Linked DNA regions of Mus musculus: region 2 is linked to region 1. A link is a loop called in an ENCODE intact Hi-C map of the cell type or tissue named here. Cell type or tissue: gastrocnemius. All regions are shown on one strand.

Region 1 (8,000 bases):
ATCACACCCAGTTAGTGACAGGCAGTGTTAACAGCAAGGCCAAGCAGCCTCCTAACGTCACAGCCAATAGGAAGTAGAAGCAAGATTCAAACTCACACTCTAGAGACACCAATTACCTTTCATCAATAATTCCTGCAGTTCCGAGTAATCTGAAGGGAGCTGGGATCCCCATGACCCTTTTGGGAGTCCACACGGATAAAACTATTTCCTCATTATGCCAAGATGTCAAAATGTTTCCCACTTGCTGATATTTGCAAAGGTTGTACAAATAAACAGCGAATCCAACTACAGGTGCCACGACCTGATTGGAGACATGGGCACTGGGCTGTATGACGTGTCATAAAGTCCTGCTGTCATATGCTGTTGAAGCAGCAACAATTATTAAAGCTTAAATATGTAGACTCTGGAGTCAAATTCACACACAGAAAAAGGCAATGCAACAAAAGCATGGACACAGACCCCTGCTGTACAGGGAAGACGGCTCGGAGAGTGGGGACAATCGGAAGTTGGGAGCCGCTTTCTGTCTGAAAATCCAAATCTACTAACAGAGACTAGCAATGGTGGGCACTTAGAACTGGGTATGTGACAGGCATTTCTTGAAAATGAACAAAGCGAAGTTGTTACTCTGAGGAAACCAAAACACATGCATTTGCCTCCAATGCTGAAATCTGCCATCTCAAGTGGAACTTAGAATTTCAAATACACATGTATACTGTCACGAGCCTATAGCCTCCCCATACCTGGAGGTTTCGAGAGTGGTCACATAGCAGGAAGTGTGTAGTTTCATGACACTAACATAGTATGTCAACACTTGCAAGTTCTGAACTGCTCAGCCATCCATTATTTTTCAGCGGTAACATCCTGCAGTCAGTCATCAATGCTTTTAAAGCAGAAGTACATTAGGAGTTATTCATGGGGCTAGAAGGATGGCTCAGTGGTTTAGAGCACTTACTGCTTTGCAGAGGACGCTGGGTCACTTGTAGTTCAGTTCTAGGGGCTGCAGCGACCTCTGATCTCTAGGCACCTACATTCATGTGGTGCATATAAATGCATGTGTGTGTGTGCACACAAATGCCCTACCTTCCCAACTTCTGTATGTTTCGGGGAAAGTGGGACCCAACAACAATGGGGAAAGACACTAACCAGTTTAAATGAGGAAGAGTTAAAAGAGAAATGTCAGCACGTACCTAATCCCGCCTACATAACACACTGTGGACCAAGGGAGAGGCTGGACTGTTGGTGTTTTGCTCAGATTTAACAGATATTCAATCAGAACAAAATAAATGAAATAAACATAAATGTCTACCCCTTAAAAACATACAGACTCTGTATAGATGGAATGGGATGGAAAAAAAGGAACATTTGCAAACTTGGCGATAAGTAACATGTCCATGTTGCAGTTTAAGGATTTGTTCAGTTACTGAGAAAAGAGTCAAGTATTCGAGCATCACAAGAACTTTAGGACTGTCTGACTCTTAACATCTTTGTCACAAGGGGGCACAACTCTCCTTACAGATTCTGCAGCCAGAGGAAAGCCCTCTCTTTGCCAGAGTCTCTCTGGCCCTGGGCAATCGGCATCTGTCGGTGTGCAGGCTAATGTCTTCACTCAGTATGTATTAGTAAATTCTACCAACAGACAAAAAGTATCAACTCCTTCCAGCCAGGATCACATAAGTAAACCCTATCTTAAAAATCATAAGTAAGGGCTGGTGAGATGGCTCAGTGGGTAAGAGCACTGACTGCTCTTCCAAAGGTCCAGAGTTCAAATCCCAGCAACCACATGGTGGCTCACAACCATCCGTAAGTCAGAAGATCTGACGCCCTCTGCTGGAGTGTCTGAAGACAGCTACAGTGTACTATAATAAATAAATAAATCTTTTTAAAAAAGTCATAAGTAAGAGGCCAGGCGTGGTGGCGCACGCCTTTAATCCCAGCACTCGGGAGGCAGAGGCAGGTGGATTTCTGAGTTCGAGGCCAGCCTGGTCTACAGCGTGAGTTCCAGGACAGCCAGGGCTATACAGAGAAACCCTGTCTCGAAAAACCAAACCAAACCAAACAACAACAACAAAAATCAAAAGTATCAACTCCTTTTAGAAGAAGGAAGAAGGAAAAAGACTGATCTGCCCAAGGCCAGGGAGATCATGTTCTCTTGGGTTTTATGATATTTCTTTATCTCTGTTATCACGTGTATGTCTAATTTGAAGCCAAGACCTTGGTAAAGAGCTTAATTACAGGGCTCTTTTGGGAAAATACAATAGGTATGAGGTCAAAAAAGCTGAAGACTCTTGGTCACTAAACACTCATAACATTGCTTCGGAGCTGTAAGTCTCAGAAACCTGCTTCATCCCCAGGTCTACCTCCATGGTCATCACCAGATTCCAAACATGTCCCCAAATTGACACTCAAAAAGTGAGTGACTAAGGAAGCACTAGAGGTGAACAGTGTGGGAACAGATGAATCTAAGCCACGGGCACACACATCCTTAACTCCACCCTGACCACACTACACTGCTCACACCAAAAAGACTCCTCTGAAAACTAGCTGGCTTGCTCGCACCCAGAAGTTTTACTCAGTGGACCCTCAGGTCACCTATTAAAATACTGTTGTTAGATCAAAATAACCAGATTATAAAGTAGGTTGCCCCCACATCTGGTTGGATCCAGAACAGTCCTCATTAGGACTGGCATGCCAGCTAAGTTCCTTCCAAGAGCAGCAGTGGGCTCCCGATGGCTCCCTCCCGACAGGTACCACATGCCCTTCAGGTTTCTGCTGAGTTGATGGGTACCTCCCTTGCCTGACTGCCACAAAGCAGAGACAATGCCAAGGTGACCGTGCAATTGTCCAGGCAGGAATAAAGGTATCCTACAAGACACTTCTGCCTCCTGTCCCTGGCTATAAGACTGTTGTCACAATAGACCCAAGACATCGGGGTTCCCAGGAGTCCCATGCTAGGAAATGCAAAGACTCGGACTCTGGTTCCAGCCACAGGGTGAGCTGATTTCAGTCTGACAGACTGGTGCTCTAACTGCAGCGATGGGGTGGGTCACGCCTTTCCTAGGACTGATAGTTATTCATTCATGCCTCCTGCCTGCTATTTAAACCTAAATTGCATGTTAGGACAGGGAGATGGCCGGAGGGAGAGTTCTCTCTCTGGATCTCTGTTCTTCCTCCTAATGTGGCCACACTGAATAAACCTCTTTTTCTACTTTTCATAATTATTTGTTTAATTGGCCTATAGAGGTGGTTGGGTGGCTAAAGCTGGCTTAATAAGGCTGCCAGAGCCAAGGCTCTGATCCTGTATGCTCTTCTCTTGGCAGCTTTAACCTAAGGTTTTATGTGTCAGCCCTGGTGTCTGTCCCCTCCGCTGGCAGTATGTACAAGATTGTTCCATACCCATGCAGGGACGATTCAAGGGCAACTGAACTGCGTAAGCAACCTACTGCTGCACTTCACCAAGTGTGGCAGTTTATCTATCGCTACACTCCTATCTTGTTTATAATCTGAGATCCCAGCAGGGGGCACCATGAGAGAGACGCTGATAGAATTAAAACACCCAAATGCTCATGACATTCTCTGTGACATCGTGCTGAGTCAGCCTGGCTTCCCCCCAACTGCAACCAGACTCCACCTTCTGACCCTGATATGCAAAACTGTGTAATCAGAACTAGGTGACAAATCCATGCTGGGAAGAGCAGGCATGACCTCAGCCTTCAAAATTAGAACTACAAGAGCCCTCAGCAGCTCAGAGCGGCTCCTACACAGCTTTTCCCACTTCCTTTAGGACTTTAATTCTCAAGCTAATAAATTTTACCATAAAAATAAGATGATTTTTTTTTTACATTGAACACTGTTTTTTCTTTTAGAGGTTTTTAAAAATTAATTTTAGGAGCTAAGTTTTAGTTGGCTTGGTGGTTAAAAGCACTGGTCGCCTCTTGTAGAGGACCTGGGTTCAGTTCCCAGCACCCACACAGCAGCCCACAGCTAACTCCAGTTCTAGGGGATCCAATGCCGTTTTCTGACTTCTGCCAGCAGCCAACAAAACTCTCAGACATACATGATTTTTTTTTAATTAGTATTTTAGGTTAGTGCGTGAAGTCTTGGGTTATGTTATAGCATTTTCATGTGCAGCATTCATTTTTAATTCCTGTTTTGATAACTGCAAAGATGTGGTGCTTGTGTCCTTCACATTCATTTTTTTAAGATTTATTTACTTATTTTATGTATATGAGTACACTGTAGCTGTACAGATGGTTGTGAGCCATATGCGGTTGCAGGGAATTGAACTCAGGATCTCTGCTCCCTCCGGTCCAAAGATTTATTTATTGTTATGGGTAAGTACACTGTAGCTGTCTTCAGACACCCCAGAAGAGAGCATCATATCTTATTACAGGTGGTTGTGAGCCACCATGTGATTGCTGGTATTTGAACTCAGGACCTTCAGAAGAGCAGTCAGTGCTTTTACCCACTGAGCCATCTGTCTCACCAGCCCCCTTCACATTCATTCTTAACGGCCATCAAACATCTCTTTCAGTGCCCTTTGGCTATACTTTCCAACAGTGCCAGCTCCTCTTTAAATTCCTTCTGATCTGTCAACATCTTTCTGTAACCAATGCACGCCCTTACCCTGAAGGAAACACTCTAGGTAGTGCGGTTTCCCAAGAGGTCAGGAGTCCAAGGGTAGCTCAAATCCGTGATCAACTCCAAGTGTTGACATAAAAGTCTACAACACCATGCATGAACATGTGCATGCCTTAATAGTGTAATTAAAACAAACAAAAATATGGGAGGAGATACACTAAATTATAACAGCAGTTAAATTGGGAGTTTCTGATGTCCTGATAAGAGGAACTATTCTAAAGAGAGGAATCTGTAGCCTGCCCCACTGCTTCCATTGAAATAAGAGACAGCAAAGAATGAAGGTTTCTCCAGGAATCCTGTTTATGGGGAGGGGAAAGACCTCTCTCTCTCTCTCTCTCTCTCTCTCTCTCTCTCTCTCTCTCTCTCTCTCTCTCTCTCTCTCTCTCTCTTGTGTGTGTGTGTGTGTGTGTGTAGGGGTTGAGTAAAAGGTAGTAACTTCCCACTGTAAGAAGTGAGAGAAGGCAGTGAGGAGGGAGGAAGCTGTGCTCTGCAGGCTGCAGGCTGCCAGTCACTGTTTCTAAGAGATGGGATCAGTTTCCATCTTTTCATCAAACGCAGGGTACTAAACTTTTCATCCAGCAAAAAATAAATAAATAAATAAAAATAAAAAAAAATAAAAATTCTACTTCTTAATAAAGTAACCTAGGTTTACTGAGACGCCTGTGCTCTGCACCCTCAGCGTGCATCTCGATAGACTTACAGGGAGGACTAGTGGAAGGCAATCTTCTCTGACCTTTTCCCATGAACTATGACCCAAAAAGGGTAGGATTCAGTTCCAGGTTAGGATCAGGCAAGATAGATGAGCTTCCAGGGAGGGGGCCTAAGGAACAGAGCCACCACTGTTCTTTCTAAAGTGCACTGCCAGGACAAGAAAGTTGCCCTGCAGGCCTGAGAAGAAAAGCAGACTTCAAAGGTATAAGGTTACAGGGTTCAAGGTTAGGGAGAGCCTTCTGCAAACTATTCTGCATGTGACTCTGTGTGTGTGTGTGTGTGTGTGTGTGTGTGTGTGTGTGTGTGTTGTATGCATGTGTGTACATGCTTGAGTATGTGTGCTCTCACACATGTATGTCTGGAAGCTGAGGTCAGGTCCTCCTCATTCTCTCAAGGACGGTGGGACTTGCCATTTCCAGCCAGTCTAAGCTAGCTAGCTTGCCCTGAGCTGCTGGGCTGGGCTCATGGGCGGCTGTCAGGCCCACCTGCTTTATGTGGGTTCTGGGGTTGCTACTCCAGTTCTCATACTTGCTCAGATTTATCCACAAGCCACGGCCCCAGCCTAAAGGAGAAGTTCTATGAACATCTACTGAGCAAAACTGCCTTCACCTGCCTGACCTTCCCACCCCCAAAGAAAGCTAGCTAGTAAATTAAGAAATCTAGATTTTTAGGGGCTGAAGAAATGGCTCAGCTGTTAAGAGCACTGGCTGCTCTTTCAGAGGTTCTGAGTTCAATTCCCAGCAACCACTTTGTGGCTCACAACCATCTTTAATTGAATCTGATGCTCTCTTCTGTCACGCAGACATACATGCAAATAGAGCACTTATATACATAAATAAATCCTTAATTAAACACGTAGATTGTAAAGCTGTTGTTTATGTAAAAGCTCTCTAAACTGTTAATACTCTGATCCCTCACCTCTCTCTGACCTTGTGTTACAGTACTGTCACAAACCCTAGGATTGAAGACTGGCTAAATAGAGTATTATATCATGTTTTTACAAGGTCTTCGCTATTGTTTCAAACTCTGGACAGAGACTAGTTCAGTTTCTTTAGCAGGTAAGGAGGTCCCCAGTTTTGACAAAAGTTCTTTCTGTCTTTATCAAGGGGATTTTACAGGGGATTAAGGGCACTTGTCAAACAAGCCTGGAGAATGAAGTTCAAACCCTGACCCAAGTGAGGGTGTATAGAAGTGGACGTCCAAAGCTGCCCTCTGCACACAGGTCATGGCCCGGCACACTCAAACACACATGGCACATTAAAAACTGAACAAATAAAAGGTATCCTCTAGCGGGTGGTAGCTCATGACTGCACCAGCACACTCAGGGATAGAAACACAACTGCCCCACATCTGAGGGCACTGTCCACACATGTTCCAGGTCAAGCCTCCAGTGGAAGACCCTGTCTCAACAGAACAAAACCTGTTCTCCACACTACCGCACGGCCCACTTCTTCTCAAGTCTTTTCACGTAGAAGAAAACTTTTGACTACTTCTTTGGGAATTCTGTACCATGCGTTTCTCCCTCAACCCTCCTCACAGCCATCCCTTCCCAATTCATCCAACGCTGTGTCCTTCTCTCTCCAGGTTCTTCATGCAAAGACAAGCTCAGAAATCTCACAACCCCTGGGGTCAGCCACCAAAGCAATTTAAGAATAGGTGTTATAACCTAAGAACTTCTCTTTCCCCAGCCTGAGCTCATTGAGAAATTTATCATTGCTTTATATGGGCCTGTGCACACCTGTCCTGTGGTGCAGGCCCGATGGTTAGGTCTGAGGATACCCAGGGAACTGGGAGTCTATGCTTTCCTTCCAGCACACAGGCTATAGGGCTCAAACTCAGGTCTCCAGGCACCTTCACCCACTGAGCTATCTTGCCAAACCAAGATCAGCAATTTACTCTAAACATTTATATATCAAGTCCAGGTTGGTCTATTGTCTATTGGTCTATTTATGAGTTGTCTGAACTTAAGATAGATCATAGAGGAAAAAAAAAAACACTAAGAAGCTGAGGTCCTTGGTTGAATAGGGAGTTAAATGCATAATCCCCACTATTTAGACACTCGCAATGATAATGAACTCCAGAGTTCAAACAAGCTATTAGCATGGAGACAGATGTAAGGAGTGAATGAAGACTGGCCAGAGGTCCTCCCTCTGACAGGCTAGCCTCCGACTTTATGGTGACTCCTGGCTGGCTACCTCCTCCCAGGCCCCGCAGCCTTACGGCAAGCCTATTTCTTGTGGGCATCTCTTCTGTCTCAGGGAAAATCTTCAAGTCCTTTTCCTACCCAGCCAGAGATCAGATGCAGAGTAAGTCTGTATGTGGGCTTCCACTAAAAGGCAAATGCTCTACTGCAATGAAAAGCCATGGTATGTCCAAAGGTTCCTGATAGCAAGCCAAGAAAATAAACTAGTTTAGTTCAGAGGGAAGCAACCTGTTCCTGAGATAAACCAGGACAAGTATACAGACCTACAGAAAGCTGAAAGTATACCCAAAGCAGCATGCCTGGGCTCTCGGTCACTAGCTGACTCAATATAGAAAACTCAAGAGTTCCTGCCTCCACTGAGCATGTGAAAGGACACAACTACTGGATGACAAGGCTAAAGTGACAATGACTTAATACACTTGATTTTATCAAAGAATTTACACTGCTG
Region 2 (8,000 bases), 700 kb after region 1:
GTGACTGGTAAGATCTCTGAGGTCATTGCCAGAGACAGCTCTTCTAAAAACCATGTCAGTAACATTGGGTATTGGCCAATGTTTTCAGTGTCCTTTCTGGCCCAATGTGTTCAGTGGTGAGCAGTTGGTGTGGGGCTCTTATATGGGAGATGAGGTGAGTTAGCTTCTTGGCAGAGCGGCAAGGTCCAGAACTGACAGTCCAGTCAACTACGGGGCTGGGGCCCTCAGCAGCTGTGTGCAGTGTCCCATCCTTTCCCCTCAGTGTGCATCTGCCTTACATTTCTCAAAGTCCTACTGGCTACATGAGAAGATTATAGATATGTAGTATGCATTGGCATTTAATGTGTCATTTGGGGGAAAGACCCTAGAAGACATGAGCTTTGTCATCTCTTTAAAAGGCAGGTAATTTGAGCATCTCCCTGAAATCTCAAATACCCTCTAGCACTCTAGGGATGGATGCTGTGTCTGCACCAGGACTCAGTGAGCCTCAAGACTGTCCAACTTCCTTTCAAATACCGCAGTGAGTTCTTTTACTGCAAACCCACAACATCTGGATCTTAATTGAGGGACATTAGGCCGTGGCTTGGCTACTCACAAGTAACAGGCCTGGTTTTATTGCTTGTTGTCCATAAGGATCCTCTTTCTGGAGAGAAGCTGAAGTGGGAGCCTACACCCCCACATTTTACATTGGTTGGGGTCCTTCCCTCACTCACACTGCACTCAGACCTCCAGCTACTGAGCTGAATGAATGAGCTGGAAATTAAACAGTGGCTTCTGAAACCGAAATGTCTTCAACAAAGCTCTACTGCTATTGGCCACATGGTGGATGCGATCCATTTTAAAAATGTTTTCTTACGTCTCAGTTTTCTTAATTGTAACGTGTAGACAGACTACTATTCTTAAAGGGTGGGGTGAGAAGAAACAGATCATTAGTATAGGTGCGCTCCGTAAAGGGCAGCTCCGATTTTTGGTGTTGTTGAGTTAATGCAAAACACAAACAGAAAGAGCCTCTATGTGGAAGTGAGATTTCCTAACCTTCTATGCAGTCTTACTTGAATGCACTTTCTTATCTGAAAGATGAACTGCTCCGTGTAAATGCCCACTGTGGAGGGAGCCCAATTGCTGGTCCCTAAAAGCAATTAAGAAGAGGCACAATAGTCAACGATGGGATGCATTCCAATGCTTTTATTTACGTTGTCTATTTGGACCACAAGCCAGACAGCAGAGTTCAGCCCTCAAGTTCAGCCCTCAGGGAGAACTCTATGGTCCCACTCCAGGCCATCACTCCACAATGCGGCGGAACGACTGGATAGCGGGGGATGCCGCACCCCAATCGACGGGCTTCCGGTACTCCTTCTTATCCAGAAGATACTGTCTGCCACGGTAGTTGGGTAGCTCATAGAAAATCCAGGTGCCTTCTACCACCTTACAGGAATGAATCTCTCGCAGGTGAAACTGCTCCATGATAGAAGGACAGTCTTCCGTGGTTTCGTACATCTGACCGTTGAAGTCGCCCTTTTCAAAGACCTGAATCTTAGCCTGGCCTCCGCTAGACTGAAAGCAACAACAAGACCAACAAAAAGAAATGAACAGCCATTGTTACAGAAATCATTAGCATGTCAGGAACTCGGGGACAGCTTGGTGCACAGCCTCTCATCCTTAAGGGAGGGTCATCAGAACTCTGGTTGCCACCATGAAATACCAAAAGGGTGGACTAGCACAATTGCGATAAACATCTATGAGGGAGAGAGAGTCCTTGAACAACTAGTATTTACTCTCTACTTGATCTCAGCCACGAGGCTGAGAAGTAATGCCATTTAGTCTACTGATGAAGTAAACTAAGATTCTTATTTCATTCAACGAAGAAGAGGTAGGAAGACTTAGGAAAGGGCTGTGGGGAGACGGGAGTGGATGGAGAGATAGCTCAACAGTTAAGTACATGCAGCTCTACCAACAGACCGAGTTCAGTTCCCAAAAGCTCCATCCAGCAGCCCATATCTAATCTGCCTGTTAACTCCAGCTCTAGAGGAGCCAACACCCTTCCCCAGCCTCTGAGGGTACCTGCATGCAAATGTGTGCGAACACACACACACACACACACACACACACACACACACACACACACACTCATAAAAACAAAATCTTAGCCAGGCGTGGTAGCACACGCCTTTAATTCCAGCACTTGGGAGGCAGAGGCAGGCGGATTTCTGAGTTCAAGGCCAGCCTGATCTACAAAGTGAGTTCTAGGACAGCCAGTGCTACACAGAGAAACCCTGTCTCGAAAAAACAAAACAAGAAAACAAACAAACAACAACAACAACCAAAACAAAAAAACGAAAGGAAGGAAAGATGCGGGGTCGTGGCCACATAGCAAGCTTCCAGACTCACCAGATGAACAGCTCGGCAAGAGCCCAGGCGGTCATTAAGGCCCATCCAACGCTGGTATTCAGGGTACTCGCCCTGGGGTAAGATGTACATGTGCCCGGAGAAGTTGGGCCTTTCATACACAGCCCAGGTGCCTCCCTCTACTCTAATGGAGTTGCAGCGACTTAGGTACGAGCGGAAGTCTGCGCAGTCGCAGTCGCAGTCATAGCGGCGGCCTTGAAAATTTCGGTCTTCGTAGAAACTAATCTGCACACAGAGCACTGAGTGAGCTGAGGAGCTGGGCGGCTTTGCACACAGATAAAAGCGACAAGCACACTGTCGAATTAGATTGGCTTTCCTTCTACTGTGAAGAAAAGCACACAGTTCTACTTTACCTCACATTTGGCTTCTGGCAATCTTATCAACAAATGGGACAAGAACTTTCTTAAAATGGAACAGAATAAAAGAATGTCCTGATAGAAGCCAGTAGTTTTGGACCAAGTGGCATATTTAAAGTTCCCATAGCCCTCTACTTACCACAGTATATTATAAATGTCTGCTTATGCGCCGGACCCGCCCGCCCACCAGACTCCTCTTAGATTCTCCCAAGGGTAAAGACTTGGACCCAAGGGTAAAGACTACAGATCACCTGGACCCAGAAACAGCCAACAACGCCTCAACAAATGCGCCGTGAAGATGACCACGTCATGAATGGGCACAGGTACAGACGAAAACACATCATGACTGCAATTCGGAGAGATTGAGGCAAAAGTATTCTTTGCTTCGAAGTCTTACCAGTTTCTACCACAGGACCTGGAGTGTCTTGTGGCACTGGGAACAAGTTGCCACGGAGAGCCAGACATAAGCCCGTGCTCTTGAACTACTCCTGCTGAATCAGCCCGGCTATCCTGGGGATCCAGGATATCCAGTAAGGCATTCCTGGGGACGTCGGTTTCCCACTGGTCCAAAAGCATGACCCAAATACACTCACTGTAAATGTATAGTAATTCAAACCAGAGCTCAGAATGCTTTCTAGTTGAAATCGGGGACACCTGATAGGAACACTGGGGGTTCATAAATCGTTTCTGAATATCACTGTGAAATAAAAAAAAAAATAGGTCCCCCCCCCCCCCCGTTGATCAGTAATGCCTCAATCAGAAAAATACTAATTATTAGGAAAGGGAGAAGTGTTAATTTCTTGGCGTTATGCTGCCACCTTGTGGCTGATTTGATTTATCGGCTTGGCAGAAAAGCGTCGTCGTAAAGGTGCAGAGGCAGGTAGTCCTCGATTTTTTTGGTGAGCTTAGCAGGGTAAGTAGCTTTCCAGAAGCAAAGAGCACAAGACGATAAAGATGCATAAAATACGTGAGGCACACAGCCTACCATAGGAACTAGGGAATAGTGAGCGTCTGGGGTTCCCTCGTGCCTGTAAACGCCAAGAGCAAGAGGATAACGCAGGGAGCTGCAATGGGAGAGCACTCTCAAGGAGCCCAGGGGGTGGTGACTCATTAGATGGAGAGAATGCACAGATTCCCAAAGGGCACACGATCCTTTCTTCAGTCCTGGGTGACTCTTCAGCAGGTGGCACACCCAGAGTTGTTTCATTCTGCCTTAATCCTTCCGGTTCCCTTCCTGTCCCGATTCTCTCACCTCTATTTCCTGTTCCCTAAAAAAACCAAACAAAACCACACACACACACACACACACACTCATTTCATTTCCTCTCTTCAATTTTGTTTTTCTGCTCCCTCGCTCAGTTTAGCACAGGTGAGTTAGAGGTATATGATACCTGTTTACAGATGAGAGGGAAAAAATTCCAGCACCGCTTACTAGCTATGTGACTTTGAACAGAGCATCGAGCCTTCCAAATCTGCAAAACAAAGTAACAGTGCCTTTCTACAGAGGGTGGCCTGAGGGTAAAATAGTAGTCAAGTATAATACTTGACTCAAAATTGCCAATGAAGAAGGGGCTTACCCAGCTGGAGGAGCTACAGGCAATTAAATGGATCCTGGGAAAGGGAGAGTCATATTTCTGGGTGGAGAAGACATTGGTTCTCATCATTCCTAATGCTCTGAAGATTTGATACAGTTCCTCATGTTGTGGTGACCTTCATCCTTTAAATCATCTTGTTGCTAACTTTGTAACTGTAACTGTGCTACTGTTATGAATCGGAATGCAAATAGTTGATATACATGGTATCTGTGATCACCACAGGTTGAGAACCACCCCTCCAAGCTGTCTTGCTCAAGTAAATAACTCACAGCCATGCTCAGGCAAGAAACCCTAATGACATGCAATGGGGCACACACACACACAGACAGACAGACAGACAGACAGACACACACACACACACACACACACACACACCTTAGCACACCCTACACAAAGCTAGGAAGCGGGATACAGGAAAGAGGCTTGCTGGGCGTGGAAGAGGAATGGGAGAATGGGAGATGAATGTGACCAAAGTACATTTTACCCATGTGCAAAACTGTGAAACACATTTGAAAAACCATTTAAAATACATCTGGTTTAGTCTGTATGTTAAGTGTTTTCAGGGCTGTTTGGTACTGGGTAACCAACTGGCGTGCTCTTCTCTGGGGCAGCCTGTTTCTTCTGCTCTCCGAATTCCTTAGTTGCCTGTAATTCTTTGGTTAGGGCTGAGGTCCCCTGAGCTCTCCTCCTTTCACCTTAGCATGTCTGTTAATGTTGTCCTTGTGCAGGTCATATTTAGGCAGCCAAGGATTAATACTTTAAAGAGCAAGCTGTTCTCATTGTTACGGACAGAGATAATTTCCAAAGGCCACTACCTATTCAAGGATAGCTATAGCCTGTAGAGTGTCGAGTTTATGTGGGCCATTTTCTCTTTCTTCCATCTTCCCACCCACATGATGTGACTTAACAAGGCAGCATTTGCTCTCTGAACACTTGGTGGGACTGGCCCTGCACTCATGAGCCTTTGTATTGTGACTGATGAAGGGATCTTCAAGAAAATCCAGTAACTTCTCCAAGAACGGACAGGTTCTACAGGACTTCATCTCTATGCTGAATTGACTTTTGAGCCAAAAATGATTTTGTGAGAGCTAAAGAAAATATGGGATGTGTTTTAGTTCATTGATTCCCAACATTTATGCCTCATCTGCACATTTGCCTTATACCAATGTCCGGGACATGAAATATGCACAGGGCCACCATGTTGGATACCTTCCCAGGCTAGCCAGCCATTCCATGTCAAACCAAGTGTGCATTTGTTCTTAATGGAGTCGTTTCTGGGCTCCAGCCCAAACTCTCTGTTCAGCGGATGAAGGCTGCTCCATCTATGCACAATTCCTACTTATAAAAGAAATGTGGAAGCCATCCAGTCTATATCCATCCATTCTATAGCCAATGGAGAGATTGTGGTCTTTTCACATAAAATTTGGAAGAGAAAAAAAATCAACATCAAATGCTGGTTTTCCTAGAAATCACTATAAAATCCCTGTCACATTTAGTTTTGAAAAATAGCCTACCAACCCAAGCAGAAAGAAAAATATCTCGATTATCTCAGTGGTTAATGAAAATATGCCTAACAAAACCTGTTGTTCTTGCTGAGCCCATGGTGCCGCTGATCAATCCAGTGACAAGATGGTGAGAACAGAAGGGTAGAGAGAAAGAACGGGTATTTATTTACATGATGTCTATGCATCAGCCTTCCCTCAAGGCTCTTCAGACTTTTCAGTAGGACCAAGTGATGTATATTACAGCACTGGACATCTGTCTGTCTGGATGTGTGCTGTATCTGTCAACTGAGGAAAAAGTGCTCAGGCACAGAACCTTAGGTTAACAGCCACCTCCTAACCCCATGCACTGGAAAGCATACAGTATCACCTGCATAACTTCTTGCTAGCCACAGTCTAAAGATGAGGAAACCGTAAGATGAATCTAGATGGGGTTTCTTCAACCCACCTGGCCTGAGCTTTGTAAAGTGTCCATGTCTCAGGAACAACAAAAGCTGAAGACTCTGTGGTACAGGCTCAGGAGAGGGAAAGACCCGGAGCAAAGACAAATAATCAACTAACTGCATGTACCATGTGACCGTACATGCTCTATCACCCACACCATGTGACCGTACGTGCTCTATCACCCACACCATGTGACCGTACGTGCTCTATCACCCACACTTCTGGGGTCAACTGGAGAGGCGAAGTATGATCTGGATGTCGGGGATCTGTTTATTCAAGGGGGGGGGGAACTTTGTCTTTAGGAGATACGTATTTAAATATCTGTCATCAATGCAATGAAGTCAGCTACTTTTCAAATGGTACAATGGAGATTCACCAAATGTTAACAATTGGATTCACTGCATATTTCTCTTAAGTCTTCCAAGATTAGTAAATCTAAAAGCAAAGAGTTGGCGGGGCCCAGTGGGGGGATCAGGCACTGCACAGTGCCTCGGCCCTCCAGAGTTATTGACTACTACAGAAGCAAACCCCCTGAGCAATCACCTTCCGACAAGCAGTTGGGTCAAACGTTGGTGAAGATTCTGCCTAGAAACAAGAACCACTTGAATGCAGAAGTGCTGTAAGATTTAGTTCACTGGCCTGGCCTCTCCGCTGGCCTTTTGGAACAGTAGCATGTGAGGCTAAATTACCGAGAAAAGAATGCTGACTACTGATGTTTTCTACTGTAGTCTTTGCCATGTTCCACTCCTGTGAGATTTACATCTCCAGCTGCCGGAAGGCAGCCCTTGCAACGGTTCATGTAGTACCTAGCACAGCATCCATCACTAACAGTAACTCTTTAACGTGGTGTTAGATGATTCTATTTGACTAGAAAACAAGCCTTTTCCATCTTCTCTCCCCAGGATTGTCCCTCAAGCACTAGTTTACTCATCTCAGGGCAGTGAAGCAACAGCTCTGCTTTGAACGTGCCCCTGGATGAGAAACAGTTACTTACCTTGCCTCCAGTTTTAGACATTGTATGTGCAAAGGTTGATTCCCGCACTACTGAGAGAGATCCAGGGCAGCTCCAGGACTACAGGCAGAGGGACATTTATAGAGGGCAGTTCAAATCAAACATCTGCTTAGTCATGAGAATTGGATCCAAAATTTGAGTCAGTCATTTAGAGTCTATTGATGGTTGCTAGAAAAACAATTGGGATTATGAAATAAAGGAGAGCTCTGTGGCCCCTGTAATGCTCGCCCAGCCCTACTGCATTGTAGGCTCTGCTGAATCAAGGCACCCAAAACCCAGCCAAACGTTTAAAAAATTCAAAACCAAGATTTTCTCTGTGCAGTTTGTTTTCTCAGCCAATGACCTCTTGGACATTCCTAACATTGTTTTATTCAACAGAGGGCCTGCAGAAGAAACCAAAGACCATCCTTGATTTCTGGGTAAACAAATTCACTAAGAACTAAGGGTCATGAGTGCTCATGGGGGTGGGGGTTGGGAGTCACTACAAAAAACATTTAAGTGTGGATTATGTTAGATATATCAATGTTTGACTCAAATTTGATTACTGCCATAAAACTAGGTAAGAAAAATGTCTGTTTTTGATAGGTGCATGCTAGTATGTTTAGGAGTAAGATAATGTCGGAGACTACTCCTAAGCTTTAAAGACAATGATAGAGAGCAGAAGTCCAAGTATGGCAAATGGTAG

Evidence for each region. A loop is a pair of places that touch in the nucleus more often than their neighbours do. Peaks named below come from ENCODE experiments on the same cell type or tissue, not always from the same donor. Only the 100,000 strongest peaks of a DNase experiment are listed, where the experiment ranks them.
Region 2: it touches region 1 in a loop (2.9-fold over the local background); 2 of 42 quality-filtered maps call a loop at or near these places.

The regions. Positions count from the first base shown.
Region 1 is chr16:22,104,715-22,112,714 of GRCm38, forward strand. All of the region lies in intron 2 of Igf2bp2 (insulin-like growth factor 2 mRNA binding protein 2), which reads right to left. Among named protein-coding and RNA genes, the nearest start is that of Igf2bp2, 55 kb to the right of the region's middle. In gastrocnemius, CTCF peaks have their summits at 1,487 (motif pointing right) and 3,524 (motif pointing right); a DNase peak (open chromatin) is centred at 3,585; H3K27ac peaks cover 2,106 bases.
Region 2 is chr16:22,804,038-22,812,037 of GRCm38, forward strand. It overlaps Crygs (crystallin, gamma S), which reads right to left and starts at 7,373. Exons shown (of 3, transcript NM_009967.2): 1 at 7,298-7,373; 2 at 2,389-2,631; 3 at 1,166-1,554. The coding sequence starts at 7,318. The coding sequence ends at 1,282. It overlaps Gm30416 (a long non-coding RNA gene), which reads left to right. Exons shown (of 4, transcript XR_875953.3): 3 at 1-7. In gastrocnemius, a CTCF peak has its summit at 3,600 (motif pointing left); DNase peaks (open chromatin) are centred at 3,089 and 3,589; H3K4me3 peaks cover 351 bases.